2 separate regions of the Mus musculus genome follow, and region 2 is linked to region 1. The links are chromatin loops, found by intact Hi-C in ENCODE. Cell type or tissue: left cerebral cortex. All regions are shown on one strand. Each heading gives the region's core, and the rest is flanking DNA. Links, peaks and the distances in the headings are about the cores only.

What was found. Hi-C counts contacts between places; a loop is a spot of excess contacts. Peaks named below come from ENCODE experiments on the same cell type or tissue, not always from the same donor. Only the 100,000 strongest peaks of a DNase experiment are listed, where the experiment ranks them.
Region 2: it touches region 1 in a loop (12-fold over the local background); 14 of 42 quality-filtered maps call a loop at or near these places.

Annotation. Positions count from the first base shown.
Region 1 is chr9:109,528,745-109,544,966 of GRCm38, reverse strand. Fbxw23 reads left to right here and starts at 1,778. Exons shown (of 10, transcript XM_017313742.1): 1 at 1,778-2,147; 2 at 5,547-5,586; 3 at 10,949-11,203. The coding sequence starts at 5,579. In left cerebral cortex, for the core only: no CTCF peak of the experiment used is centred there; no DNase peak of the experiment used is centred there.
Region 2 is chr9:109,440,559-109,456,780 of GRCm38, reverse strand. It overlaps Fbxw16 (F-box and WD-40 domain protein 16), which reads left to right and starts at 7,641. Exons shown (of 10, transcript NM_177070.3): 1 at 7,641-7,762; 2 at 8,599-8,636; 3 at 8,831-8,994; 4 at 10,114-10,232; 5 at 15,521-15,730. The coding sequence starts at 7,673. In left cerebral cortex, for the core only: no CTCF peak of the experiment used is centred there; no DNase peak of the experiment used is centred there.

The DNA.
Region 1 (16,222 bases), core at 3,789-11,788:
TGTCAGGGAACATAGTAGGTGCTCAGGTTGTTGCACCATTTGCCCTTCCTGGTGCTTTCCACCCTGCTCAGTATTGCAGAGCTGACCTCAATGCCAGGTGTCCCGACATGCGGGACAGTCAAACAGGGTCTGAGGAACCACCTGTGGAGAGAATGGGGGGCAAGAAACACAAAGAACAGACAGCAAGTCAAAAAATTCTGCACTTGATCTTAGCCAAAAGGATGAGAAGCGATGTCAAAAAATTCTAATCAAGCTGACAAATTTTATTTTTCCCAGGCAGGCTTTATGCCCACAGAAGCAGGATATGGGGAGGGGGATGACACAGAATTGCTTTGTTTCTGGGGGAACGCACCTGTTCCCAAAAGTAGGATATTGGCTAGGTAAAAGGTTCAGCAGGAGAAACAGAACAGAATGCATTGCTAGGTACCTGTCCACAAGATCTATAGCTATTTGTTTTTAACTGGGGTTAGTACTTTCCCACAGAGGCCTCACCTTTTTCCACAGGAATCTCAACTAAGCTAGTACTTTTCCAGCTCTCTTCTCCTCTCTCTCTCTCTCTCTTTCTCTCTCTCTCTCTCTCTCTCTCTCTCTCTCTCTCTCTCTCTTTCAAGTGTGTTTGTGTGTGTGTCTTTTTGCTAGGCTTTCTCTTACCTTTTTCATGTTTTTTTTGATCATTGCTATCTTATTCACATAAAAGCAACACTCTTCCCTAAGGGCTGCACACAGCCCTCCCTGCTGTAAAAAGAGTAAATCAAATTGGTGAAGGTCTTAGAAGTGGCCCAAACAACATCATTTCTCTCTGAGAGAACCACCCAAGTATTATTTCAAGGGAGGTGTCTATGATTAGGAGATTTGAGTGGAGGAAGTTGATGGTTGGTGGTCATTCTGGTCAGCCACAGGATCAGGAGTAGGATCAGGAGTTTCTTCATTTGGACCAACATTTAGAAAGAAATGAGATTTGTCTCAGGAGGAAACGATTACTCCATTCTGGACAAAGATGGGTTAACAATTTTTTACATGCTCCATCCTGGAAATGGGCAGGTTAACAGTTTTTACTGGCCTCTCTGGTAACCATATTGGGCTAGCATTTTCTTTTTCATAAATGCAAGCAGACCCTCATCCCTATATAAAGACAGGATCTGGTCCTTTCAATTGTCCAGTGAGGGGATTAGTGCATCACACTAATGCACAAGAATCTTTTGACTTAGGATGCCACATGCAGTCAGCTGCTGACCTGCCTTCATAATCCAGGGACAAGAACTTAAGAACAAAGAGAGCATGATTACACCTATTTTGGGGCGTGAAGGGGGAATTAGCACCTGTAACTTCAGTCAACTCCTGAAGCATATTTTTTAAAAGTTGATGGGCTTGTTCTATGATGCCCTTTCCCTGAGGTTTATAGAGAACATCAGTGACATGTTTAATATCAAACTGGAACAAAACTATTGGAACTTGGTTCCTGTATAACCGAGGCTATTGTCAGTTTTAATAATCTGTGGTTTTCCCATGGCAGCCATGCACTCTAAAGTATGTATTGTTGGGAGCTATTAAGACAACACAATTGTCCTGATCTCTGAATTGGGCCTCTCTCCCCAAGAAGAAAAGGGGGTCAAAAGCGGGCCACCAATGCACTGCTCCGAGAACAACCACAGAATGTTCCAGCCCTAAGTCAGCGCCAGATGTCCTGACTTCAAGATGTACCCTGATACCACCAAGTTCCTGCTTCCCCTTGTAGCTGCCAAAAGAAAAATTTCCACTGCCCCACCCCTCCTGCTGAGAAGTACTTGTACTACCCCTTTTACTTGTACATTTCCACTGCCCCACCCCTCCTGCTGAGGAGTACTTCCCCTTTTGCTTGTGCATTTAAGCCTTGAGCCTTGCTGAATACAGTGACACCTTGATGCTAATCAGACTGATCTCCGCGTGTCGTTCCTCGCACTGGGTGTCTGTCTCTCCCTCCCCCGATTTGGTTCTTAGGAGAAGGGCCGCTCGAGACCCTCGAATAACTGGACCTGCTGGACGGATCAAGTGGCGCCAGATGTGGGGCACGAGGTACGACCACCCTCTGGACAACGGATTTGAGAGGTACCACGCAGACAGTGAGACAGTTCCCCGCCACTTTGCTTGAGTGTCTCGGACATCGAGAGGTAAGTCTGGGCATAAAATTGTTCCATTCACCATGGGGAATGTTCTGTCCAAAGAGACAGTTTTTATTCAGGAGATGAAGGGGTCTCTTTAGGAGAGAGGGATAAGAGTTAAGAAAAAGGATTTAATAAATTTTTTGTTTTGTTTTGTGGACGAAAGATGTCCGTGGCTGATACTGAGTGGCCCTGAAATACACCCTTTAACCTGGAATAAAGTAGGCAAAGAAATCAATAGTTTAATAAAAGAAGGAGAAGATGTCCCTGAGTCCTTTTTTAGCTATTGGGGAATCGTCAGAGATCTCCTTAAACAGACAGAAGAGGGCGGAGAAGGCGCCTGCCTCTTAGCCCTTACTGAAGATTTTTTAGAAAACTCCCGTTCGCCCGTGTCGATAATTGATGACCCTATTCCTAAAGATTCCCTCCCTACTCCCCTCACTCTCCAGGCTAGGTCTGCTTCAGGAAAAAAGAGTGCTCTTCAGCCCTCAACAAAACCCAAGAGAATTTATCCGATTTTATATAAAGAATTGTCAAATGACCCCCTTGATCCCTCTTCTGAGGCAGAACTTGATGAAGAGGCTTTCAATTATGAATGGGGCCGCTATGGTCTGGGACCCGGTGCCTACATTGCCATGGAGCTCTTTAAATACCACCCCCCTCCTTACTTGTCCCCCATTGCCCCTACCGCTCATCCCATATTGCTGGCTTCTCCGTCCGTTCAGTGATTACTTCAAACTAAGAGAGAGCTTCAGACTCAGATTACCAATCTTAAAGATGTTCTAGAACTTCAAAAAGACCTCAGTCTAGAGACTCAGAGTCTACAAAGGGCCCTCATGGGAGACCTTCAAGGTCCCATCCCCCAAACCCCTCAAACTGGCCGTAAGGGTCCCTCTCAGAAACAAGAGAATGAACAATTGACTTTCCCTGTCCTCACCCGATCTCGAGCCCGTCAGGCTGCTCCAGGTCATGAGGACCCCCCACTGGCTCCTCCGATAAAGATCAGGGGGAACCAGAGAGTGATGAGGAGGAGGAGGATCAAGCAAACTCTGATTCCGATGAGGGTGGCATGTCCCCCGATGAAGGGTTGGACACCAACAGCTAACCAGTCTACAAAAAGCTAAAACTGAGACATGTAAAAGATCTCCATTCAGCAGTCAAAAATTATGGGGTTAATGCCCCATTCACAGTATCTGTATTAGAAAGTTTAGCAGGAGAAGGCTACTTGATATGCAATGAATGGAATAAAGTTGTTCAGTCTGTCCTCACTAGAGGCCAATATTTAACTTGGAAGTCAGGGTTTGTGGACAGAGGAGAAAATTTGGCTGCAAATAATAGAAAGAATCCTACCAGTAAGACAGCCTCCTGGACTGCTGATAAAATCTGTGGTAAAGGCAATTTCACTGCAGACAAAAAAGAATTAGGGCTCTCCCCTAGTGTCTTCGCCCAGATGGCACAGGATGCCCTGGGAGCTTGGTGCGCTGTCCCTGCTGCAAGGGCCCTAACTACGCCCCTAACCAAGATTATACAAGGGCCCCAAGAGTCCTATGCGCAGTTTGTTGCCAGATTGCAGGAAGCAGCTGAGAGAATTTTGGGACCTGAGGAAAGTGAGAGTCCATTGGTCCGACAACTTGCCCTTGAAAACACCAATTCAGCATGTAGGGCTGCCCTGAGAGGTAAAACCAAGAGTTTAGATATAAATGGTATGGTCAAGCTTTGTAATGAGGTAGATGTGTTTTCTCAACAAGTTTCTAAGTCTATTAACCTGGCCATTGGGGCTGCTCTAACTCCAGCTCCAAGATTGGTGCCGAACCCCATTGGCCCGAGTTAGAAGTAGACATCTGTGTCCTTGCATTGGGTGCAGACGCTGCCTGGAGCACCCCTGATTATTATATGCCTCAATTAACAGAAGTTAACACAGGTGATAAAAAGATTGATCCAGGTTGCAGCAGTGATATATGCCTTGCTGCCCTGGCCTTACACACTGGAGGTATATATGTCTGTCCGGGAACTCATCGAGATAGATCTCTGAATTATAAATGTGGCTATGAAAATGACTTTTATTGCGCCTCTTGGGGCTGTGAAACCACTGGGGATACCTATTGGACCCCATCCTCCTCGGGATTATGTCACAGTTAAACAACTTTACCCCAATTCCAAAGTCACCTACCCTGGAAAGCAACCCCTTAATAGCTATTGTTCCCCCAATTCTTCTAGACAAGGGTGGTGCAACCCATTACAAATTGGCTTTACAACAGCCACAAGGACTGCTGACTGGACCAAGAGAGGATTCTCTTGGGGGTTGCGCATATATAAAGAGGGCACAGATTGGGGATTGACATTCAAGATTAAACTACAAAAGGAAATCCCCAACAAATATAAAGCATCTATAGGGCCTAATCCCCAGTTACACCACCCTATATCCCCAAGCAATCCTCAACTCCCAGGTACCCACCCCACTGTTCCTGCCCCAGCCCACTTTCCCTGTGGGGCCCCCCTCTTCCACTGATTTACTGTGGTCTATATTGAATGCTTCTGCTTTAGCCTTGCTGGATAAGACACAAAGAGATAATGCGTCAGAATTTAAAGATTGTTCGATGTGCTTTTCTGCTTCCCTGCCCTTTTAAGAGGGCATAGACTTATTTGGATGAAAAATTCTGTGGTGATAGTTAATTTAAATTTACTGATGTGGATGGTGCTGTCTTTAACCACAGGAAGCAGAGACAGCTGGATCTCTGTGAGTTTGAGAAAATCGTCTACAGAGAAAGTTCGATGACAGCCAGGAGTACATAGAGAAAATGTCTTGGGGAAAAAAAAAAAAGGCAAGGACTGGAGAGATGACTCAGCAGTTAAGAGCATAGACTGCTCTTCCAGAGGTCCTGAGTTCAACTCCCAACAACCACATAGTGGCTCACAGCCATTTGTAATGGGATACGGTTCCCTCATCTGGTGTGTTTGATGGTGAAGGAGGGGGCAAGGTGGATTCTTTAAGAGATTACTCTCCCTCAGACACTAAATGCTGAAAATCTGGTCATTCAGGGGTGATTCTAAAAATGTCACTAATGAGGGACCAGTAGCTAAAAGCAGTAACAGGTATCTTTATAGATGGAAATGCTTCATAATAATCTTTGAAACAATCACCAACTCTATGCCAGCGTTTCTCATCAATTGTTCCCTCTGGAGGAACCATGAACAAATGTCTCCCACAAAATCTAAAAATTTTATGAAATCCTTTTTCTTAAACCTAGTTCCTCATATTTTGAGTGACCCTTAAAGTCCTATCACAAAAAGTGACTTCTTTAAACATGGTCGCCCCATTTCTTACCATATTTCTCCTATGATCTGCGCTGCTTCATTTTCTATTCATCCTGGACTGTCTCACAATGGGTTAATCCGTGTCGTCTTCAGCAAACAGAAGTCGATCTCTGGTGCTTCTCAAGATGAGCAGGTAGGCCTACCCTCCAATGATGAGCAGCTTTCTTGTCCAGGCCCACAGGACAGTTGAACAGGGTCTGAGGAATCACCTGTGGAGAGAATGGGGTGGGGCAAGAAACATAAAGAACAGACAGCAAGTCAAAAAATTCTGATCAAGCTGACACATTTTATTTTTACTGGCAGGTTTTATGCCCACAGAAGCAGGATATGCGGAGGGGGATGACACAGAATCACTTTGTTTCTGGGGGAACACACCTGTTCCCAAAAGCAGGATATTGACTAGATAAAAGGTTCAGCAGGAGAAACAGAACAGAATGTGTTACTAGGTACCTGTCGACAAGGTCTATAGCTATTTGTTCTTAATTTGGGGTAGTACTTTCCCACAGAGGCCTCAACTTTTCCCCACAGAAATCTCAACTAAGCTCATACTTTTCCACTAAGGCCAAGACTTTGTAAGTAAGAACTTATGGCTTTCAAGGCAGTTAACATTCAAACAGGGATTGCTCCCAACATCCAGGAAGACTTTCCTACCCTGAGGCTTACAAAAAAATGGAAAATCAGGCCAGGGCTGGAGAGATGATGTGGCAGTTAAGAGCACTGGCTATAGACCAAGCTGGCCTCAAACTCAGAGATGCACCTGACTCTGCCTCCAGAGATTCTCCACAGATACTTAAAAGAACAGCCAAGTTACACTCATACAAGAATTTATCAAGGCCTAAGAAATATGGGGTTTGTGGTATTGCATTATTTATGAGAAGGTCTGCTAGAGCAGAACCCCATGGTGCTAGCTTTCACAAGGCTCAAAGGAGTAGCACTAGTTGTGACTAGGGTGTGAAATCCTTACCTGTCATTAAGCTGACCCTAGGCAGGACTGCTTTATCTTAACTGTAAACATTTACCTGATTCCTGTAAGTCCTTTTGAAGTCTTTCCTTTGTTTTGTGTCAGGTAACTTCAATGTACTTTTCCTACTGTGACTTCTGACCCCCTTTATTTTATGTATTATATAAGATTGGTGTTCACTTTGTGACAATACATTCAGATTCTACACAATCTCCTGTGTGCATCTCTGTCATTTTCACCGACTCCTTGCCCATCTGCACCTAGAGACCCGTCCTAGACAGACAAGGAATGTAAGAGGGTCTAAGGCACTTGTGTCAAGCTGACATAAAACTAGACAGGACTAGGTTTAATGTGGTTGCAGTCAGGTGGTATTCCTGACTTCAGTCATCTTCAGAGCCTTCTGTATTCTGTCCACTGCCTGGGCTGCAGGATCTGAGCTTCTCCTTCCTCCTTCCTTCTCCATCTCTCTATAAGGTGTCTTGAGCCTTTGTTTTCTCTTTATGAAAGCTCAGAGTATCCACATGCCTTATTGGAAGTTGAAGACTATTATGGCAAGGTTCCCAACCTAACCTGTTAATTCACTGAAGCCTGTTATTAAGAGCTACAGACATCTTACCATACCCAGCAAGGTACCAACGGTTTCCAGCAGACACTGGTTAAGAACCTGGGTGCACTCTTTCTCAGTCCCTCCTTAATGTTGTTAAGGAGGTATTATAGGGTTTCCAACCATTGTGAACATGCAAATACGTCTTTATATAGTAACTGCAGTGGCCTGTGATGGTGGTCCCTTCTAAAAGACACATCTATGTCCCAATCTTTTGGCCTTGTATTGCCTATACGACAAAGCTGTGAATGTCATTTAATATGATAAAATATATGCCTGAGTGGGACTTTGGACATGGCTTATCAATTAAGAGCACATACCACCTCTGTAGAAGACTCCAGTCCTATGCCCAGAATCTCCTGGGATGGCTCACAACTGCCTGCAACTCTAGCACCAGAAAGATCTGACACCTTGACCTTTGTGTGTACCTGTGCTCAAGTTCACAAACACACACGCTCATTCACATAATGAAAATTCAAAGATATTACTGGGTTATCATCTCAAATGAGGAACTTATCTTAATTTACTCAGTTGTTCTCTGACAATATTTACAGGTGACCTGAAAAAAGAAAGACATCCCAGCTGGGTGACGGTGGCAGTGTTTGTCTTTAATCTCAGCACTCTGGAGGTAGAAGCCTCCAGATCTCTGAGGTGGGGGTCATTCTGGCCCACAGAGTGAGTTCTATGACAGCCAAGGCTACACAGAGAAATTGTGTCTAGAAATAAAACAAAACAAAACAAAACAAAACAAAAGTAATTTCTGCATCATGGGACATACCTTTAATCCCAGCACTCAGCAGCAGGCAGAGGCAGGTGGATCCCTGTGAGTTCATGTCCAGCCTTGTCTACATAGTGAGCCTAGGTCATCAGAGCTATGTAGTGAGATACAACAAAGCAGAAATGGATGTTTACTTGGATGAGATCATGATTGGTGGCAGGGACAGAGAATGGAGTGATGCTTCTCAAGTCCAGGGATGCCAGGGCAGCTGCTGGGAACTGGCAGAGACAAGGAGTGGATTGTCTTCTAGTTCCTCTGCAGAGAACAGGGCCCTGACAGTGTTAGATAAACAATGTCTAAACCTGGGACAGAGAGTATTTTTCCCACCTCCCCCATCTCATTTACACTCACTTGTTCATCTGCCACAAGAAGTTACTGCAACAACCATCTTCAGCTCACAATGTGCAGTGAATATCAGAGCCTCAGAAAAGGTTCTTCAGCTCATCTCTCCTGGTCTCCTGATGGTCTCTTTCCCAGATGGCCATTATTGAACTACTGGATTAAATAAAACAAGAAGAAGAATCTCTTTAGGTTTGGAGAGATGGGTCAGTGGATAAGAGTACTGGCTGCTTTTCCAGAGGACCTGGGTTTGATTTTTCAGTACCCACATGGGTGCTTACAACTGTCTGTAACTTCAAATGACCTCTCCTGGCTTCTGCAGGCAAGAAATTTCATGTTTGAAGCCAACCTAAACTCCTCAGTGAACTCTAAGCCAGCTCAGATCATAGGACAATATCCTTCCTCATTCAATCATACACACACACAAACACGCACACACATACACACACACACCTTAAATAAGTACGCAGTAAAAATAATCAGATCTCCAACATGAATGGATACTATCCATTGTTAAGGTGTCTGGGGTAGCAAAGCCTCATAACTGTTATGAGGAGTTACAACAGCTCTGCATTTCAACATCTAAATCAGTCACTCAGAGAAAGAAGCCAGAACCATCAGCTGGCTCAGAAAATATGCATACAGAAAGGTCAAAGCCATGAAGTGAGGTACATATCTTTCATCCCAACACTTGGGAGGCAGAGGCAGACAGATCTCTAATTTTGAGACCTACATTATATATGAAGATTCAGGCTAATCAGTCAGGGTAGAGAGTGAGACCGTGTCTCAAAAATAATAAAGGAGAGAACATAATAAGAGATAAAAAAGAAAATTGAGAAAGTGAAGCACAAAGAGGACTCTGGCTCCTTTCAGGGCCTGTAGTGTGGCCTGTCGTCCCCTCTTTAGGTTGCTTTCATTTTGCTAGTGCTTCAGAATCTAACTTGGAACCCTGTGGCAGAAAAGCCAGCAGTGGGGTCTGCAGTCATCAAAACTGTTTACAATCTGAATCAGAAGAGACCTCAATTGAAAAACTGGCTGTGTGGATATATACACATATATCCACATTGTATGTGTGTGCGTGTATGTGTAAGTATGCATGCATGCATATGTCCATGGTGTATGTCTGTGTGCACTCTATCATAGTGTTGGGTTCATTGAGTTGTTGTCTTAAAGGACAAAGGATCACAGTTTCCAGGGTCCAGGACATAAGCTCTTCCTGTGGATGCACAGGAGAAGGTAATTTTAGAATGAAAATAAATTCTGATTTCTACTTAGTAATATAAACAGCATGAATGAAATCAGCATGACACTTTTACTTTTCTCTTTTTAATAAAACAGTAATTTTCCTCTCCTTCACCTAGGCTGGCCTGGAATTCATGTTCAGTACATGTAAAAGTATATTCACGAGTGCACATGCCTGTATATGTGCAGAGATGAGCAGGAAACATCAGGTGTCCTTTTTGACTGCCACTTTCTATGAGAAAGCTAAGTACACAAGCACATGATCTCAGAGGCTGTGCAAGCACAGAGAGGTGGGCCCTGCTGATCTAACTCAGGTCTCAAGGTAGACATGAACATGGAAACCAGATTGCCTACACCAGGAATTTGGAGAAACCTAATGGACTTCACATAAGCAATTGAAACTGTTGAAAATTAGTGTGTTACTCCGGATTTTCTAGAACGTTCTTACAAGTACATCATCAATCGGGGCAGCCACAGATCACGTGCTTTTGGTCTCCACAGTGCAAGGAAGGGGTTGTGAGCTCATCTACACAGTGAAAATCACTGTGGAGTGAGTTAAGGTGTGAGCACTCTCAGCTGGGTGCATCTGGCTGCAGTGAGAGGGGAAGGGGAGTCAGGCTGAGAGTCTTCACAGCTGTAGCTTGCTCCAATCAGAGCCGGATGAGCTGTGGTTGGCAATCCTGCTAAATCTTTGGCCAAGTCTTTAAAATCAGAGCAAGCTGGAGAGGAGAAAGGAGAGTGAGTGTGGACTTAGGCCACATAAGATGGAGAACCATTTACCTAGTATGCCTATGATGGAAATCTTCTCCTATCTGGATGCTTACAGTTTGCTACAGGTTGCCCAAGTGAACAAGGTAAAAGCTCCTTGGCTGAACTCCTCCATTCTGTGCATCCTACAAAAGGCCCCTTTGGCCTTTCCCACTCAGTCTTGGAGTCTCAGCTACCACAGAATCACATTCACAGAGCTTCCCCTCTTCCGTCCTTCCTTCCTTCCTTCCTTCCTTCCTTCCTTCCTTCCTTCCTTCCTTCCTTTTTGTCCTTCCTTCCTTCTTTCAATTTCTCCTAAAACTTACCTTATTCAGGCCAGTCAACTCAGCTCTGACACATTAGTGTCTCAGGGACTCGGCTGCTTCTCTTGACCAACAGGAGCTCCATCCTACAGAATAGCAAACAGATATATCTAAAATTCATGGGTTAGTATTATCCATTCTGAAGACCTCAAATATGGTTAATTGAGGTAGGAGTGGTGGCACATGTCAATAATTGAAGCACTTGTGAGGTGGAAGCAAGATGATCAGGAGTTTGAGTCAAAATCACCCACAAGAATTTAAAACCTGCCCAGGCAACTAGACAACCTATCTCAGAACAGTAACAGTGATAAAAAAAAATTCTACTAAAAGAATGGATCAGGCTGCAGATGGAGCAGAGAGGGAAGAAGAGGCCTTCGGATTCTGGGCCTGGGCCTCTGCTGCATGAGGATGGTTAGTGAATAAAAGTTTGCTCACTGTAACAGTGGCTCTAAAGTGAGGTGACTGGGGTCAGCCTAATGGGATTGCAACTCTGCATTGCAGGAAGTTGTGTCAGAAGAGATGGCTCTACTGTGACATGGTCACCCTACAGCTCCATGGCAAAGAGACATGGAAAGAGTTCTTCATTTACAGAACATGGCAAGAACACGCCAAGTCCCGGGCAAAGCCAGAAGATTTCACTTACAAGGAAATTCCTGTGGAGTTTGGTATAAGCTTGGGTACTCTAGAAGAGATACCCCCTTGGTTTTTCCCAGTGTGTGCAGTCCTTCATTCTCATTTGATAAGAGGAAGGGAAATGTAGTTTAACAGCATGGGCCTCCTGTACTAGTTTAGCCATGGAACTACTCTGTGATATGCTGAGTGGTTGTTCTACATCATAAAACCAGATCTATTGTTCCCTTTCCCTGAAGGCTTCATACCCTTCCCAGAGTATAGAGAAAATTTACTGGGGAAATTACCAAATAGGCTTTAGTATTTATCTCTTTCAAAAAAATTCCTTAGACCAGTTTTCTGATGGAGAGATGCTTTGAAATTTTTTACATTTATTAGTTTGGTGTTAGTGTATGTGAGGTGTGTACATGGCACAGTGTTTGTGTGTCAGAAGACAACTTAATGGAATCCATTCTCCTGAAGGGATGAATTTTATTTTTTCTGTTTATTTGAGATAAGGTCTCACTATATAGCTGTGTCGAGCCTGGAACTTTATCTGTAGCCTAGGCTGGCCTCATTTCAAGAACTGGTACATGCCTTCATGAGACTGCTATATCTCTATACCTGATTATTTTCTTCTTCTTTCTCCTCCTTCTCCTTCTCCTTCTCCTCCTCCTCTTCCTCCTCTTCCTCTTCTTTCTCCTCCTCCTCTTCTTCTTCCTCTTCTTCCTTTTCTCCTCCTCCTCCTCTTCTTCTCCTCCTCCTCCTCCTCCTCTTCTTCTCCTCCTCCTCCTCCTCCTCCTCCTCCTCCTCCTCCTCCTCCTCTTCCTCCTCCTCCTCCTCCTCCTCCTCCTCCTCCTCCTCCTCCTTCTTCTTCTTCTTCTTCTTCTTCTTCTTCTTCTTCTTCTTCGTCTTCTTCTTCCTTCTCTCTCTCTCTCTCACTGGATCTCATGTACCACATGCTGATCTCAAACCCTTCATGTAAAAACAACCAATGATCTTGAACTTTGGATCTTCTGCCTCCAAATGAGTACCAGTTTAAGGTTTATAGGCCTCCAGGAACAGAACTAAGCACTCTGCCTAGGAGTTACAGCCCAGGCCCAGTACCCATTTCATATCTATAGAAACAGACTAAAGAATGAATGTATCTGAACCAATGACCAGCCTGCAGTGTGCTTGCCTGCCTCTCTCTTCCTCCTTTCCACAGCTGTTATCTAAGCCTTCTTCATGGCAGAGGGAAGTAAAACATACCTCCTTCAGTTAGAGTTGTCCCTCAACTGTCTTGTGTCCACATACTGTTGGGGTTTCCTTGCAGAATCTCGGGCTTATGCATATTATATCTCAAAACATGACTTAACAAGAAATGGACAAGGGATGTCTGCTGTCTGTATGGTGACTTCCATGAACAGGATTTCTACCTGGGATATTCACGAGGTGAGTCGGGCTGACAAGTAGCAAAAGATACCCTCATATGAATTTTAATTTCATGTTTTTGTTGTTGAGGATGATGAGACAGCATCCCCCAGTACACACCTGGCTGTCTCAGAATTCTCCATACAGATCCATCTACTTTAGCTTCCCATGTGCTTGGATCAAAGCATTGCAACACCACACCTGACTTATCCCTCTTCCTAATTTTTATTTATTTATTTATTTATTTTAAAATGAATTATTTTCTATGTATGAGTGTTTTCAGGGGATATGTGTATGTGTAATCCATGTGTGTCTGCTGCCTGTGGAGATCACAAGAGGGTGCCAGGTCCCTTAAAAACTGTAATTGCAGATGACTGTAAGCTGGCAGAGGCCAGAGGCTGTCAGGTGTTGTGTAGGCTTTGGGAAACCAGCTAGGGTCCTCTGCAAGAGCATTAATTGCTCTGTACTGCTGAACCATCAGGGTTTGTTTGTTGTTGTTTTTCTGGTTTGGAACAGGGTTTCACTTTGTAAGAGCCTTGAGAGAAACTAACTGTATAGACCAGGCTGGCCTCGAATTCTGAGATCTGCTAACTTGTGCCTTCTGGGATCAAAAGAGCATACCATGCCCAGCAGGCCCCTTCAGGGTGGTGTTCCAGGCTGCTGTGAATGGGAAGGCTTCCCTGATCCTTCCTCACTTTGTTTAGTGCTGCATGGGAAGGGCACTGATTTTCTTCCATGTTATTTCTATAGCCTGCCAATTTGGGGGGAGTTTATCAGTTCTCAGAGTTTTCCAGAGGAATCATAGGGTTTCCAAATACAGCCTCATAGTGTCTGCAAATGAAGAAACTCTCGCTTCTGTTTCCTATTGGCCTCCCTGTTGTTTGTTTCTCTTGTTTTATTGTTCTAGCTAAAACAATACCATAATAACTGAGAGTAGAAGTGTGGATATAATTGCCTTGTTCCTGACTTTTCTGGAAATGCTTTGATTTTTTTTTTCATGCTCGTTGTTGGGGGTACAGCAAAGAAATTGTAGATATTACTGCTCAATGACATAATAAAGGCTTTTTATTATACATATGAGAGAATGGCCAGAGATTCCTAGAACAGTCCAGGGTAGACAGAGAAAGAAGCAGACTGTGTTGTGTTCTTAAAAAGACTAGGATATGTTTTGTAGAGGAAAGTATAGTGAGGTGGGAGGTGTGCCTCAGCAGGCAGACCCATGTTGAGGCATCCCTTCCCCTGAGGTAGGAGACATACAATGTGTATAGTGCAGAATAGAATTTATGTAGGTTCTGTGAAGCAGAGTTGAGAAAGCAGTAGAGACAGAGCAAGCTGGAGAGGGAGAAATGGAAAACGGGAGGGAGGGGAGGGGAAGGGAAGGGAGGGGAGGGGAGGGGACAGGAGGGGAGAGGAGGGAAAGGGAGGGGAGGGGAGAGGAAGAGAGAGGAGGGGAGAGGCAGGTCACCAAAAGTGAAGAGGGAAGGGGGAAGGGGAAAGAGGGAAAAATGGGTTAAGGAGGGCAAAGAACCAGACAGAAGGGGCAGAGAGAGCAAGGAGGGGTCAAACAGCTCCTTTTATAGCAAGCCAGGCCTACCTGGTTTTTGCACAGTAACTGTTGGGTGGAGCTCTAAAGAAATGCTAACATGCCTCCATTTTGGGTTAATTTTAAAAAGGAGAAGCTAGAAAGAGGCAAAGGTAAATCAGGAATAGTGTCATTGTTAGATCTAAATAACTTTAAAAGTCCCACAGTCTTTACATATTCTTAAAATTTCAATCTCTTCAAAATATCCATCTCTTTTAAAATCCAAAGTCTTTTTACAATTAAAAGTCTTTTAACTGTGGGCTCCACTAAAACAGTTTCTTCCTTGAAGAGGGAAAATACCAGGGCACAGTCACAATCAAAGCAAAAAATCAATCTCCAACCGTCCAGTGTCTTTAGCTGCTTCCTGCTGACTTTGGGGCCACATGTCTGGAAAAACTAAGAAAATGGGGATGGGGTGTTGGTCTAGTCTTAGGAGAGTCTCTTGTTTCCTCGCTGTGCAGGATCTGTGGTACCATCTGTGGATAGGAAGGAACAAGTCTAGTAGAAGAATTTGTGTCTGTGAGAACAGGTGCTGACACATCCGTGGGTTGCTTCTCTGGAGCTGTCCTGGAGGTAGATTTTGAATAAACACCTGGATATAGCAAGGTGCTGGAACAGTTATGTATATTTGACGAAGAGATTAAAATCAAATGCTTTTGGGGAAAAAAGAAATTTTCTCCAGTGTACATTTGAAACACTTATGTTTTGGTGGTTGGGGTGAGAGGACTCCCAATCCCAGGTAACAGTAGAGCAGTCCCAGCCCCTGGAATAGTTAACAGGTAGAAACTTAGGCCATTGATTGGCAGGTGTACTTATCTAGATGGAGTCTGTGTGGTCCATGAGAGGTGGAACTGATTGGGTATACTGGAGCTTATAAGTTTACAAATAGATTAATCTGTTAACAGCATTAACACTCTTTAAGATGAGATCAAGGAAGACAAAAACCATTTGTGGAGCAGAGGAGCAACAGGGGATATTTTCTTCTGAGAGACAGAATATATTTATACATATATGTATATATTACACATATTATATATACACATATATGTATATATAATATATATCATACATATATGTATGTAATTGTGTATTATATATATAACAACAGATATATTATAAATATATATATATATATATATATATATATATTTGGCAGCATGAGAAATATTTTAACTTCTCATTTAAAAGACAAATTTTAAAAAGTTTAAAATGTGACCATATGAATATGATAGTTGATTATATTGTTTACCATGAGAAACACATTAATTCTATAGTTAAGAGTGATTGAGAATAGTACTCCATTGTGTAAATATACAACATTTTCGGTATCCATTTCTCTGTTGAGGGATATCTGGGCTGCTTCTAGCTCCTGGGTTTTATAAATATGGCTGCTATGAAATAGTGGAGCATGTGTCCTTATTACATGTTGGAACATCTTCTGGATATATGCCCAGGAGTGGTATAGCTGGGTCCTCAGGTGGTACTATGTCCAATTTTCTGAAAAAACACCAGACTGATTTCCAGAGTGGTTGTTCCAGCTTGTATTCCCACCAGCAATGGAGGAGGCACGTTCCTCTTTCTCCACATACTTGCCAGCATCTGCTATCACCTGAGTTTTTTATCTTAGCCATTATGACTTGTGTGAGGTGGAATCTCAAGGTCATTTTGGTTTGCATTTTCCTGATGACTGAGGATACTGAACAGTTCTTTAGGTGTTTCTGAGCCCTTCCAGATTCCTCAATTGAGAATTCTCTATTTAGCTCTGTTCCTAATTTTTAATAGGGTTATATCATTCTGTGGAGTCTAACTTCTTGAATTCTTTGTATATATTGGATATTAGACCTCTATTGGATGGAGGATTAGTAAAGATCTTTTCCCAATATGTTGTTTGCTGGTTTATGTTATTAACAGTGTCGTTTGCTCAGCAGATGCTGGCGAGGATGTGGAGAAAGAGGAACACTCCTCCATTGTTGGTGGGATTGCAGGCTTGTACAACCACTCTGGAAATCAGTCTGGCGGTTCCTCAGAAAATTGGACATAGTACTACCGGAGGATCCAGCAATACCTCTCCTGGGCATATATCCAGAAGAAGCCCCAACTGGTAAGAAGGACACATGCTCCACTATGTTCATAGCAGCCTTATTTATAATAGCCAGAAACTGGAAAGAACC
Region 2 (16,222 bases), core at 3,460-11,459, 88 kb after region 1:
AGTGTGGGTAGTATCAGATTAATGACCAACACTAATGGTTGTCAGGAAGTTGTAGTTGACTAATCAAAGGAGGGTTGAGGAGACCTCCCATTTCCACAGTTTCCAATCATAACCTGGGGCTTCAAAATGTTACTCATAGAGCTGTTGATCACAAAGAACTAATCAAGGTAATTCCCTTTATAGGGACTCTTCATCGAGATACCATTCCATTGGTGACATTGTAAGCAGCATAGGGAAGCACTTAGGAGACAGCTCAGTGGGTAACAGCATTTTCAGATCTACAGAGGACCCACATTATTTCCTAGTACCCACAAGGCAATTCACATCTGTTACTCTAGTTGTAAGAATTCCAACACCCTCTTCTGGTCCTCTGTTACAAGGCTTGAACATGGTGCACATACATACATCTAGACAGAACACACATATGTTTTGTTTTGGAAAACTTCAAACCACATATACATACAATTTTTATTTTCATTTATTTTTATGAAATTAATTTTTAAAAAATATCAATTCATTTAAAGTTATCAATCTGAGTACATTCATGTGTGAATGTACACATGGAGGCGTGAGATCTGTGTTCATGTTCCCCTCTTTTCCTCTACATTTTAAAAATCAATTACTATATTTATTTGGGAGAAGGAGGGTTACAATACACATGCCGAAGTCAGAAGACAACTTGCAGAACTAAGTACTCTCCTTGTACCAGTGTGTTGCAGAGATTGAAGTCATGTCATGAGTTTTGCTGGGAAGAGGTTTACTGACAGAGCATTTGCTAGCCCTCCATCTTTTTTTGAAAACAGATTATCTCACTAATATCTCACCTAGGGCTGACACTTTCCACTAGACTGACTTCCAGCATTGGAGTTATAGCCATAACATGCTGTACCTGACTATTCCAACACTACTGAGGATCAGAACTTAGACACTCAAACTTCAAGCAGTCAAAACTTTACTCAAGACGAACCATCCCCCAAGACCCACAATTGATTAGTATATTCTATCCAGTAAAAATATTAAAAGAAAAATCCATTTTTAATCACCACCCATAGACTTGTGTTAAAAACCCTTTGGGATAAATCTGGGTCTGCTCTCAACACAATGAAGGCTGAACTGTAGTCCTCTTTCCCTAGGCAAGGATTTCTTTCTGTTATTTCAGTTACCCATGGAAAACCATCTGAAAATATTAAATAGATAATTCTGGATATAGGCTGCGGATATATATATATATATGTGTGTGTGTGTGTGTGTGTGTGTGTGTGTGTGTGTGTGTATACATATATATACACACACACACACATATATATATATACATATATATATATACATATATATATATATATATATATATATATATATATATATATATATATATATGGCTTGTCTAGGACACCCAAAATGCTGTGTTTGATCCATGAATACACAACTAGTCACAATATAAGTTTTACTATTTTGATACTGGAACCTCCAGTTTCAAAGGATCCAATCCAATGCCATGTTCTGCACTCTGTGGGTACAGCATGCATGCAGTGCACAGACGTGCATGCAGGCAAAACCAGTCATATATAAAACAAAAATACATCTTTAACCTTGGGGCATAGTGGTGACACTTTTCATTTCAGCATTCAGGAGGTAGTGGCAGGGGAATCTGAGTTCAAGACCATTCTGGTCCACATAGCATGTTTCTAGAACAGCCAGAGTTATGTAGCAGGGTTGTCTCAAAAACGAAATGGGAAGTAGAGGTAGGAGCATGGCAGGTCTGCACAGTGAGTTCCAGGACAAAACCCTATCCTACAAATGCCAAAATGAACAAATAAAACATATTACACTGGTTACTTTTCTCATTGCTGTGACAGTTAAGTATCTGATAAAAGCAACTTAAGGGACAGCTTGTTTGGGCTCACTGGCGTAAGAGGAGACAGTCCATCTCAGTGGAGTCCCCAAGGTCTGTCTCCTGGGGATCCCAAATTCAGTCAGGCTGACCTTGAACATTAGCCTCCACCCATATTACTCTGAGCAGTGTGAAGAAATCTTCCCCCTTCCCATCCAGGGCAAGGATCATGGCTTTATCCAACATGTGACCACTCGATACACTGCCCATTCATCAGTATCTTAGTAGCTGCCTGCCTTCTGTGACAAACTGTCACCTAGTATCAGTCAGTGTGAATGAACACAACTGGGTCATGTCCTGGTGAGTGCAAAGTCATAAACAAAAGGGTATGGAAGGGAAGTGCCCTCATCAAAAAAGGGACTGGGAGGATTTATTCTGGGATCCTGTACACATTAACAAGGGAAGGTGCTTATGTGTCAGGCACTTCTTGAGCATGCTCAATTTAAAGTCCTACTCCAGGAGTCATGGACTGCAGACTTGGGTCTGTAATTCTGGGTGAGATCCAGGAACACACACATTCAAAGGGCATAAAGTGAGACAAAAATACTTCTACTTACTTTTTCTGTACTTTTTGCTGAAGCACAAATGGAAATTTGAAGGCACCTGAAGGCGCTGGCCTTGCCTTGTGGCTAACAGCATGGTTACTGGTGGGCAGCTCCCATTGCATGACTAACAAGCCCAGAACCTTATTTCACTTAAATTGTCTACCTGGATTTTGTTTTGTTGGTTTGATTGACTTTGAGGATGGCTTGGTAGGAGTGTTCACATAAGATAGAGCTCATTGTGTAGCCCAATTCATTGATGAGCACAAGAGATCTCCTACTTTGGTCCACTGAATACTGAGGTTAAGAGCAAGAGTCGCCATGACCAGATTGTCTTTTTAAATAAGATTTATTTATTTATTTATTTATTTATTTATTTAATGTGGGTGAGTACACTGTAGATGCACATAGTACAGATAGTTGTGAGCCTTCATATAGTGTTGGAAATTGAACTTTTTAGGACCTGTGTTCACTCTGGTCAGCCATGCTCACTCCAGTCAACTCAGCTCACTCAGTTGCTGCTTGATGATGCCCAAAGTCTTATTTATTATTATACATATTAACACTGTAGGTTACTTCAGACACACCAGAAGAGGGTGTCAGATCTCATTGCAGATGGTTTTAGGCCACCATATGGTTGCTGGGATTTGAACTCAGAACCTTTGGAAGAGCAGTCAGTGTTATTGCCTGCTCATCCATCTTGCCAGCCTCCAATATTATCTTTTGTTAAACAACAAAAAAATTTTTAAAAATATTTTAGTTATATATATATGGAGGGGCAGTATATGCTGGGGGACACAGGTACTGTGGGTGGCAAATGCTGTGGAATAGCACATATTGGGGATGGCAGATGTTGTGGTGGTATATCCTATGGGTAGCAGATATTGGGGATGGCAAATGGATAGAGTAGCATATGTTATGGGTTACATTCTGTGGGTGGCATATGCTGGGGAGTTATATATACAGGTGGCTTGATATATGGAGATGGTGGATTATGAATATGACATGAGATGCCCTGGAGACCAGAGGCTGATACATATCAGACACAGAACCTCCGGGAACTGTAGTTACAGGTGGATGTAAACCTTACAGGCAGAGAAAATCAAACACCATAGAACAATAGTGTGTGCTCTTAATTCTTGATTCTTCTCTGCAGTCCCATTTTAAAATTATTTTAAATTAATGTTTCCCTTGGCACACCCGTGGAAGCCATAGGACAGCTTTGGAGGGCCGGTTTCCACCTTCTACCTCCTGGGTCCTGTTGACCAAACTCAAGTCATGAGGGTCAGTTGCAAGTGCCTTTACCCTCTGAAGAGCTGAGATGTCACATGCTCCTCTTTATTGATGACAAATTCTGCGGTGATAGTTAATTTAAATTTACTGATGTGGATGGTGCTGTCTTTAACCACAGGAAGCAGAGACAGCAGAATCTCTGTGAGTTTGAGAAAATTGTCTACAGAGAAAGTTCGATGACAGCCAGCACTACATAGAGAAAATGTCTTGAAAAAAGAAAGCAAGGACTGGAGAGATGACTCAGCAGTTTAAAGCATAGACTGCTCTTCCAGAGGTCCTGAGTTCAACTCCCAACAACCACATAGTGGCTTACAGCCATTAGTAATGGGATAAGGTTCCCTCATCTGGTGTGTTTGATGGTGGAGAAGGGGGCAAGGTGGACTCTCCCTCAGACACTAAATGCTGAAAATCTGGCCATTCAGGGGTAATTCTAAAAATGTCATTAATGAGGGACCAGTAGCTAAAAGCAGTAACAGGTATCTTCATAGATGCAAATGCTTCATAATAATCTTTGAAATAATCACCAACTCTATGCCAGCATTTCTCATCAATTGTTCCCTCTGGAGGAACCATGGACAAATGTCTCCCACAAAATCTAAACATTTCATGAAATCCTTTTTCTTAATCCTAGTTCCTCGTGTTTTGAGTGATTCTTAAAGTCGTATCACAAAAAGTGACTGCTTTAAACATGGTCGCCCCATTTCTTACCATATTTCTCCTATGATCTGCGCTGCTTCATTTTCTTTTCCTTCTGGACTGTCTAACAATGGGTTAATCCTTGTCATCTTCAGCAAACAGAAGTTGCTCTCTGGTGCTTCTCAAGATGAGCAGGTAGGCCTACCCTCCAATGATGAGCAGCTTTCTCTCCTCTGGGATCCCTGGGGTCCCCTGGGATCCCTGTTCCAGGTGCCAGTTTGTCCAGGCCCACAGGACAGTTAAACAGGATCTGAGGAACCACCTGTGGAGAGAATGGGGTTGGCGAGAAACACAAAGAACAGACAGCAAGTCAAAAAATTCTGATCAAGCTGACACATTTTATTTTTACAGGCAGGTTTTATGCCCACAGAAGCAGGATATGGGGAGGGGGATGACACAGAATCATTTTGTTTCTGGGGAACGCACCTGTTCCCAAAAGCAGGGTATTGGCTAGATAAAAGGTTCAGCAGGAGAAACAGAACAGAATGTGTTACTAGGTACCTGTCGACAAGGTCTATAGCTATTTGTCCTTAATTTGGGGTAGTACTTTCCCACAGAGGCCTCAACTTTTCCCCACAGAAATCTCAACTAAGCTCATACTTTCCCACTAAGGCCAAGACTTTCTAAGTAAGCACTTATGGCTTTCAAGGCAGTTAACATTCAAACAGGGTTGCTCCCAACAGCCAGGAAGACTTTCCTACCCTGAGGCTTACAGAAAAACTGAAAATCAGGCCAGGGCTGGAGAGATGATGTGGCAGTTAAGAGCACTGGCTGTAGACCAAGCTGGCCTCAAACTCAGAGATGCACCTGACTCTGTCTCCAGAGTGCTGAAACTAATGATGAGTGCCTGGATCCCTGCCTATTTTTGACTATATAAATACTTAGGTTTAAAGAAATCATTCATGCCAAGTTTACCATTTGCCTTATGCCATGACCCACAATGGGCTGGGCCCTCCCACATCAATCACTAATTAAGAAATCGCCCTACAGGACTGCCTACAGCCTTATCACTTGGAGACATTTTCTCCATTGAGGTTCCCTAGACTCAGATGACTGTAGCTTTGTGTGCAACGCACACTCCAGGGAAGTTTGCTTGTCAGGCGGAGAGGCCTGGGAGCACTCATGAGGCATAGAATTTCAAAAGGAACTCACCTCCTGGAACTTTGGCATTCTCATAACCTGTGTACTCATACCCTATCGCCGCATTAGTCTGGTGTATGGATCCATGTGCTCTCTTTTAGTATTATTTTATTATAAGTGCCTTTAAAGATTGAATTCTGACATAGCTAAGCCTTAGCCAGTGTACCAACATCCTAGAAAATGCTTGAAGCCGAGAAGCTTGGAATAGCTCAGGGCTGGTCTGCAGAGTGTTTACTTGAGGCAGTAGCCAGTCTCACCCATACACAATGGCCTAGCTAATAGGTGGGTTTACCATGTAAAAGTTAGGGAATCCCACTAAGACAGGAATCTTCATTACAGCCAGGTATAGCAGGCTACATTGCATATTAGAAGCAAGTGGTGAATTCTTCTGACAAATGGAGATTCTCCTCAGATACTTAAAAGAACAGCCCAAGTTGCACTCATATGAGAATTTATCAAGGCCTAGGAAATAGGGGCTTTGTGGTATTGCATTATTTATGAGAAGGTCTGCTACAGCAGAACCCTCTGGTGCTAGCTTTCACTAGGCTCAAAGAAGTAGCACTAATTGTGACTAGGGTGTGGAATCCTTACCTGTCATTAAGCTGACCCTAACCAGGACTGATTTATCTTTACTGTAAACATTTATCTGGTTCCTGTAAGTCCTTTTGAAGGCATTCCTTTGTTTTGTGTCAGGTAGCTTCAATATACTTTGCCTGCTGTGACTTCCTACCACCTTTATTTTATGTATTATATAAGACTGGTGTTCACTTTGTGGCAATATATTCAGATTCTCCACAATCTCCTGTGTGCATCTGTGTGTCATTTTTGCCGGCTTCTTGCCCATCTGCACCTAGAGACCCGTCCTAGACACAAAAGGGACACAAGAGTGTCTGAGGCACTTGTGTCAAGCTGACATAAAACTAGACAGGACTAGGTTAAATGTGGTTGCAGTCAGGTGGTATTCCTGACTTCAGTCATCTTCAGAGCCTTCTGTATTCTGTCCACTGCCTGGGCTGCAGGATCTGAGCTTCTCCTTCCTCCTTCCTTCTCCATCTCTCTATAAGGTGTCTTGAGCCTTTGTTTTCTCTTTATGAAAGCTCAGAGTATCCACATGCCTTATTGGAAGTTGAAGACTATTATGGCAAGGTTCCCAACCTAACCTGTTAATTCACTGAAGCCTGTTATTAAGAGCTACAGACATCTTACCATACCCAGCAAGGTACCAACGGTTTCCAGCAGACACTGGTTAAGAACCTGGGTGCACTCTTTCTCAGTCCCTCCTTAATGTTGTTAAGGAGGTATTATAGGGTTTCCAACCATTGTGAACATGCAAATATGTCTTTATATAGCAACTGCAGTGGCCTGTGATGGTGGTCCCTTCTAAAAGACACATCTATGTCCCAATCTCTGGGCCTTGTATTGCCTATCTGTCAAAGCTGTGAATGTCATTTAATATGATAAAATATATGCCTGAGAGGGACTTTGGACATGGCTATCAATTAAGAGCATATACCACCTCTGTATGTAGTACATGTAAAAGTATATGCAGGAGTGCCTATGCCTGTGTATGTGCAAAGACCAGTAGAAAACATCAGGTGTCCTGTTTGACCGCCACTTTCTACTAGAACACTGAGTACACAAGCACATGATCTCAGAGGCTGTACAGGCACAGAGAGGTGGGTCCTGCTGATCTAACTCAGGTCTCAAGGTAGACATGAACCTAATGGACTTCACATAAGCAATTGAAACTATTGAAAATTAGTGTGTTACTCGGGATTTTCTAGAAAGTTCTTACAAGTACATCATCAATCAGGGCTGCCCCAGATCATGTGCTTTGGGTTTCCACAGTGCAAGAAAGGGGTTTTTGAGCTCATCTACACAGTGAAAAATCACAGTGGAGTGAGTTAAGGTGTGAGATCTCTCAGCTGAGTGTTTCTGGCTCCAGTGATGTGGGCAGGGGACAGGCTGAGAGTCTTCACAGCTGTAGCTTGCTCCAATCAAAGCCAGATGAGCTGTGGTTGGCAATCCTGCTAAATCTTTGGCCAAGTCTTTAAAATCAGAGCAAGCTGGGAAGAGAAAGGAGAGTGAGTGTGGACTTAGGCCACTGAAGATGGAGATCCATTTACCTAGTTTGCCTATGATGGAAATCCTCTCCTATCTGGATGCCTACAGTTTGCTACAGGTTGCCCAAGTGAACAAGGTAAAAGCTCCTTGGCTGAACTCCTCCATTCTGTGCACCCTACAAAAGGCCCTTTTGACTTTTCCCACTCAGTCTTGGAGTCTCGGCTACCCCAGCAACACACTCTCACAGGCTTCCTTCCTTCCTTCCTTTCTTCATTCTTTCCTTCTTTCCTCCCTTCCTCTCTTCCTTCCTTCCTTCCTTCCTTCCTTCCTTCCTTCCTTCCTTCCTTTTTTCCTTCCTCCCTTCCTTCAATTTCTCCTAAAACTTACCTTATTCAGACCTGTCAACTCAGCTCTGACACATTAGTGTCTCAGGGACTAAGCTGCTTCTCTTGACCAACAGGAACTCCATCCTTCAGAATAGCAAATAGATATACCTCAGATTCCTGGGTTAGTATTATCCACTCTGAAGACCTCAAATATGGTTAGTTGAGGTAGGAGTGGTGGCACATGTCAGTAATTGAAGCACTTGTGAGGTCGAAGCAAGATGATCAGGAGTTTTGGGTCAAATCAACCACAAGAATTTAAAACCAGCCCTGGCAACTAGACAACCTATCTCAGAACAGTAACCGTGATATAAAAAAAAAATCTACTAAAAGAATGGAACAGGCTGCACTTTGGAGATATGTTGCTAATATGTGACATCCTTGATATCCTTTGTCAGACTTTGAGCCTGGCGCTCCTTCCACTGAGCTCTCACAAGGTGACTTGTGTTTGCTGGGGTAAGTCTCTCCAGGCTTGCTGGGCCAGGAGAGCTAGGACTGTTTGATTAACCTGTGTAGGCTGAGCCCAGAACAAATGGAGAACAGGAGAGAGGAGCAGTTGTTGGTTTAAGGATTCTTTTCTCTCCCATAGAACTGGAATGCACTTGCCAGCAGTGATGTCCTGTGGAGGTAATGAGAGGGGCAGGGTGGGATGGGAGGAGGGGACAAGATGGGGCTGAGAGGGAAGAAGAGGCCTTCAGATTCTGGGCCTGGGCCTCTGCTGCATGAGGATGGTTAGTGATTAAAAGTTTGCTCACTGTAACCATGGCTCTAAGGTGAGGTGATTGGGGTTAGCCTAATGGGATTGCAACTCTGCATTGCAGGAAGTTGTGTCAGAAGAGATGGCTCTACTGTGACATGGTCACCCTACAGCTCCATGGCAAAAAGACATGGAAGCAGTTCTTCTTTTACAGAACATGGCAAGAACATGCCAAATCCCGGGCAAAGCCAGAAGATTTCACTTACAAGGAAATTCCTGTGGAGTTTGGTATGAGCTTGGGTACTCTATAAGAGATACCCCCTTGGTTTTTCCCAGTGTGTGCAGTCCTGCATTCTCATTTAATAAGTGGAAGGGAAATGTAGTTTAACAGCATGGGCCTGCTGTACTAGTCTAGCCATGGAACTTCTCTGTAATATGCTGAGTGGTTGTTCTACATCGTAAAACCAGATCTATTGTTCCCTTTCCCTGAAGGCTTCATATCCTTCCCAGAGTGTAGAGAAAATTTACTGGGGAAATTACCAAATAGGCTTTAGTATTTATCTCTTTCAAAAAAATTCCTTAGACCAGTTTTCTGATGGAGTGATGCTTTGAAATTTTTTGCATTTATTATTTTAGTGTTAGTGTGTGTGTGTGTGTACATGGCACAGTGTTTGTGTGTCAGAAGAAAACTTAATGGAATCCATTCTCCTGAAAGGATGAATTTTATTTTTTCTGTTTATTTGAGATAAGTTCTCACTATATAGCTGTGTCGAGCCTGGAACTTTATCTGTAGACTAGGTTGGGCTCATTTCAAGAACTGGTGCATGCCTTCATGAGACTGGTACAACTCTACACCTGATTTTTCTTCTTCTTCTTCTTCTTCTTCTTCTTCTTCTTCTTCTTCTTCTTCTTCTTCTTCTTCTTCTTCTTCTTCTTCTCCTTCTTCTTCTTCTTCTTCTTCTTCTTCTTCTTCTTCTTCCTTTCTCTCTCTCTCTCTCTCTCTCTCTCTCTCTCTCACTCTCTCAGACTGGATCTCATGTACCACATGCTGATCTCAAACCCTTCATGTAAAAACAACCAACCAATGACCTTGAACTTTGGATCCTTCTGGCTCCAAATGAGTACCAGTTTATGGTTTATAGGCCTCCAGGAACAGAACTAAGCACTATGCCCAGGAGTTAAACCCCAGGCCCCAGTACCCATTTGGTATCTATAGAAACAGACTAAAGAATGAATGTATCTGAACCAGTGACCAGCCTGTAGTGTGCATGGCTGCCTCTCTCTTCATCCTTTCCACAGCTGTTATGCAAGCCTTCTTCATGGCAGAGGGAAGTAAAACATACCTCCTTCAGTTAGAGTTGTCCCTCAACTGTCTTGTGTCCACATATTGTTGGGGTTTCCTTGCAGAATTTCGGGCTTATGCATATTATATCTCAAGGCATGGCTTAACAAGAAATGGACAAGGGAAGTCTGCTGTCTGTATGGTGACTTCCACGAACAGGATTTCTACCTGGGATATTCACGAGGTGAGTCTGGCTGACAAGTAGCAAAAGTTACTCTCATATGAATTCTAATTTCATGTTTTTGTTGTTGAGGATGATGAGACAGGATCCCCCAGTACACACCAGTCTGTCCCAGAAGTCCCCATACAGATCCATCTACCTTGGCTTCCCATGTACTTGGATGGAAGCTTTGCAACACCACACGTGATTTTTTCCCTCTTCCTACTTTTTATTTATTTATTTTTAGAATGAATTATTTTCTATGTATGAGTGTTTTCAGGGGATATATGTATGTGTAATCCATGTGTGTCTGCTGCCTGTGGAGAACACAAGAGGGTGCCAAGTCCCTTAAAAAGTGTAATTGCAGATGACTGTAAGCTGTGGGCACTGGGTCTGCGGGCATAGAACTCTAGTCCTCTGCTTAGCCAACTGTACAGGGCCTGTCAGTGTTTCAAAGTTTTCATCATAGAGTTTGTTCTCATGGAAGGTTAGGCGTACTCCTAGGTATTACTTTTTTTTGAGACATAGTTTTGATTATATATGTGTGTGTTCCTGTGTTAGTTTATAGGTGCTGCCAGCTGGCAGAGGCCAGAGGCTGTCAGGTGTTGGGTAGGCTTTGGGAACCCAATTAGGGTCCTCTGCAAGAGCATTAATTGTTCTGTACTGCTGAACCATCAGGGTTTGTTTGTTGTTGTTTTTCTGGTTTGGAACAGGGTTTCACTTTGTAAGAGACTTGAGGGAAACTTACTCTGTAGACCAGACTGGCCTCAAATTCTGAGATCTGCTAACTTGTGCCTTCTGGGATCAAAAGAGCATACTATGTCCAGCAGGCCCCTTTAGGGTGGTGTTCCAGGCTGCTGTAAATGGAAGGCTTCTCTGATCCTTCTTCACTTTGTTTAGTGCTGCATGGGAAGGGCACTGATTTTCTTCCATGTTATTTCTATAGCTTGCCAATTTGGGGGGAGTTTATCAGCTCTCAGAGTTTTCCAGAGGAATCATGGGGTCTCCAAATACAGCCTCATAGTGTCTGCAAATGAAGAAACTCTGGCTTTCCTATTGGCCTCCCTGTTGTTTGTTTCTCTTGTTTTATTGTTCTAGCTAAAACAACACCATATTAACTGAGAGTAGAAGTGTGGATATAATTGCCTTGTTCCTGACTTTTCTGGAAATGCTTTGATTTTTTTTCATGCTCATTGTTGGGGGTACAGCGAAGAAACTCTAGACATTACTGCTCAATGACATAATAAAGGTTTTTTACTATACATATGAGAGAATGGCCAGAGATTCCTAGAACAGTCCAGGGTAGACAGAGAAAGAAGCAGACTGTGTTGTGTTCTTAAAAAGACTAGGATATGTTTTGTAGAGGAAAGTATAGTGAGGTGGGAGGTGTGCCTCAGCAGGCAGGCATATGCTGAGGCATCCCTTCCGCTGAGGTAGGAGACATACAATGTGTATAGTGCAGAATAGAGTTTATGTAGGTTCTGTGAAGCAGAGTTGAGAAAGGAGTAGAGACAGAGCAAGCTGGAGAGGGAGAAATGGAAAATGAGAGGGAGAAATGGAAAACGAGAGGGAGGGGAGGGGAGGGGAGAGGGGAGAGGGGAGAGGGGAGAGGGGAGAGGGGAGAGGGGAGAGGGGAGAGGGGAGAGGGGAGGGGAGAGGAGAGGAGAGGCAGGTCACCAAAAGTGGAGAGGGAAGGGGGAAGGGGAAAGAGGGAAAAATGGGTTAAGGAGAGAAAAGAACTAGACAGAAGGGACAGAGAGAGCAAGGAGGGGTCAAACAGCTCCTTTTATAGCAAGCCAGGCCTACCTGGTTGTTACACAGTAACTGTTGGGTGGAGCTCTAAAGAAATGCTAACATGCCTCCATTTTGGGTTAATTTTAAAAAGGAGAAACTAGAAAGAGGCAAAAGTAAATCAGGAATAGTGTCATTGTGATCTTTAGCTGCTTTCTGCTGACTTTGGGGCCACATATCTGGAAAAACTAGGAAAATGGGTATCATGTGTTGGTCTACTCTTAGGAGAGTCTCTTGTTTTCTTGCTGTCCAGGATCTGTGGTACCATCTGTTGGTAGGAAGGAGCAGGTCTAGTAGAAGCATCCGTGTCTGTGAGAGCAGGCTCTGACACATCTGTGGGTTGCTTCTCTGGAGCTGTCCTGGATGTAGATTTTGAGTAAACACCTGGATATAGCAAGGTGCTGGAATAGTTATGTATATTTGAGGAAGAGAATAAAGTCAAATGCTTTTGGGAAAAAAAGAAATTTTCTCCAGTGTACATTTGAAACACTTATGTCTTCGTGGTTGGGGTGAGAGGACTCCCAATCCCAGGTAACAGTAGAGCAGACTCAGCCCATGAAATAGTTAACAGGTAGAAACTTAGGTCATTGATTGTACTTATCTAGATGGAGTCTGTGTGGTCCATGAGAGGTGGAACTGATTGGGTATACTGGAGTTTATAAGTTTACAAATAGATTAATCTGTTAACAGCATTAACACTCTTTAAGATGAGATTAAGGAAGACAAAAACCATTTGTGGAGCAGAGGAGCAACAGGGGATATTTTCTTCTGAGAGACAATATATTTATAAATATATGTATATATTATACATATTATATACACATACATATATGTATATATAATATATAACATAAATATATGTATGTAATTGTGTATTATATATAATAACAGATATATTATAAATATATAAATGTGTTTATATATATACATTTGGCAGCATGAGAAATATTTTAACTTCTCATTTAAAAGACAAATTAAAAAAAAACTTTAAAATTTGACCATGTGAATATGATAGTTGATTATATTGTTTACCATGAGAAACACATTAATTCTATAGTTAAGAGTGATTGAGAATAGTCCTCCATTGTGTAAATATACAACATTTTTGGTAACCATTTCTCTGTTGAGGGACATCTGGGCTGTTTCTAGCTCCTGGGTTTTATAAATATGGCTGCCATGAAATAGTGGAGCATGTGTCCTTATTACATGTGGGAGCATCTTCTGGATATATGCTCAGGAGTGGTATAGCTGGGTCCTCAGGTGGTACTATGTCCAATTTTCTGAAAAAACACCAGACTGATTTCCAGAGTGTTTGTTCCAGCTTGTAATCCCACCAGCAATGGAGGAGGAGTGTTCCTCTCTCAACATACTTGCCAGCATCTGCTATCACCTGAGTTTTTTATCTTAGCCATTATGACTGGTGTGAGGTGGAATCTCAAGGTCATTTTGGTTTGCATTTCCCTGATTACTAAGGATATTGAACAGTTCTTTAGGTGTTTCTGAGCCCTTCCAGATTCCTCAGTTGAGAATTCTCTATTTAGCTCTGTTAATGATTTTTAATAGGATTATATCATTCTCTGGAGTCTAACTTCTTGAGTTCTTTGTATATATTGGATATTAGCCCTCTATTGGATGGAGGATTAGTAAAGAACTTTTCCCAATATGTTGTTTGCTGGTTTATGTTATTAACAGTGTCGTTTGCCTTAAAATTGCTTTGCAATTTTATGAGGTCCCATTTGATTCTTGATCATAGAACATAAGACATTGGTGTTCTGTTCAAGAACTTTTCCCCTGTGCCTTAATGTATGAAACTTTCCCCACTTTCTCTTCTATTAGATTCAGTATATCTGGTTTTATGTGGAGGTCCTTGGACTTGAGCATTCTACAAGGAGTTAAGAATGGATCAATTTTCATTCTTCTACATGTTGATTGCCAGTTGAACCAGCACCATTTGTTGAAAATCTATCTTAGTTTTCCACTAGGTGGTTTTAGCTCCTTTGTCAAACCAAGTGACTGTAGTTATGTGTGTTCATTTCTGGGTTATCAATTCTATTTCATTGGTCTACCTTCCTGACATTGTTTCAATACCATGCAGATGCCATGACCATAGTTCTCCGGGAACCTTCCTGGGCTGAGTGCCTTAGGGGAAGAAACAGGGCTAGAGCTGTGGTAGCATTGTTGACCTGGCTGCCTCACAGTGTGTAGGTATAATCTCTGTTCTCTATGGTTTTGTGAGTTCTAGGGGTCCATATGATGCCCTGGGAGAGGGATGGTAGGTTCCCTAATACGAGTGAGAAAGAACATAGGACTGGCAATGACTATGGTTCTTGAAGACATTACTCCTGGTTTCTCTCACCATTATGACACCTGATTGCCACTGTGCAGTCAGTGCTGATTTATGCAAGAGTTTCTTTCTATGTATACTATGACCTTTGAGATGGCCAGTTGCTGAGCCATTGTAGGGGAGAATTCGGTGAATGCTGGAACCTCATTGTGTGTTTCTTGAGAATCCTCTGTTCTCTCAACTATTTTTTATTTTAGTATGTTGTAGAACCTAATGCAGTGAACATTAATCCATTCTTGAGGTAGCTTGGTTCTCTTTGTCTGGGAGAAGGTCTTACCCTGTAGTCTCAGCTGATCTGGAACTATGTAGGCCAGGCTAGCCTCCAACTCAACAAATCTGCCTGCCTCTGCCTCCTGAGTGCTGGAACTAATGTGGTGTCCCAACATACAGCAAAGGGGTTTTATTTTGTTATGGTCTCAATGTTGAAAAACGTTGTATCTTACAACACACTGGAAATGTAACATAATGAAGAGGACAATCTTGGGGTTGGAGGTTTTGGAGTTTTTGGGTTTTGTTTGGTTTAGGTTTTGTCAGGTGGGTTGGAGGAGGCTGTTTAGGATGCTATCAGGCTATCCTAGAGTTCAAGCTGACCATGGACTCATGGGGACACTCCTACCTCTGCCTCCTAAGTGCATGAGTCCTGTTTTTCTGTCCACTCCTGCCACAAATAATATAGATGTTGTTTTTCTTCTTTGTGATTATTTTTTATTTTTATGTACATAGGTATTCTGCCTGCGTGTATTTCCATGTGAGGGAGTCAGATCCCCTGGAAGTGGAATTACTAACAATTGTGAGCTACAATGAGTGTTTAGGGAATTGAACTAAGCTCCTTTCATTAAGCACAGCTAGTGGTCTTAACTGCTGAGCCATCTCTGCAGCCCTGTGTTTCCTTTTCTTTTTTGAGATAGTCTTGTAATGCAATTCCAACTGGCCTGCAACTTGACATGATACACTGGACTAGCCTCAAGCTGCTAGTGAACTTCCTGCCTCTGCCTCCCACAATGGAAGTCTAGGTCTGTGCTACCACATCCTGTGATGGATGCTTAGAACTTTCATATTCTTTTCTTGGAAGTAAGAAGGTAGGTGTTCCAGTCTGGACAAGGATGCAAAGTAAAGCTGGTGAGTGAAAGCAGTTGAACTAGAGGTGCTCAGACAACATGATGCTCTTGTTCTCCAGGGTGCTATGACCTGGGAAAGCCCAGTACAGGAATCCTATATTGAACTGATGACTACCCTCCCTGAGATGCACATTGCGGTCACTGTAGATATAAGCTCAACTATCAAACTATGGGACTGTCACAACAGGGATGCTCTGGCAACTAAGAGCATATTCTCTCCCTGTCAAATACTGAAAGCTGTGTTTACAAAGGATGGCCCAATTGTCTTGGTAAGTGGCATGCCCCTCCCCAACCAAATCTGGAATAGTCACACAGAACAAAATATTTGCCAATTTGAGGTACCATTATTGTCAAATCTCACCTTGCCTTCCTAGAGTCTCTGTGAACACTGAGAGTCAATCACAGTATACCATAAACATGACCATAACTTAGCCTTTGACACATTAAAATTCTTTCCTGGCATCTGGGGAGAGGTAGCTCAGTGGGTAGCAGTGTTTGCTGTGCAAGTGTGAAGATCCAAGTTCAAATCCCTGACACTCACATAAAAAGTGTGATGTGGCTAAATGTGCGTGTAACCTCAGTGTTGTTGGGGATGAAAACACAAGGGTCACTGGGACTAGATGGCTGCTAGCCAAGACAGCCTAGCTCCAGGTACAATAAGAGACTCTTTCAGGAAATCAGGAGAGGGGTAGTCTAACAGGGTACCTGGCAGCCTTCTCAGGTTTCCAAATATGTCCCAGTATATAATCTACATACACATG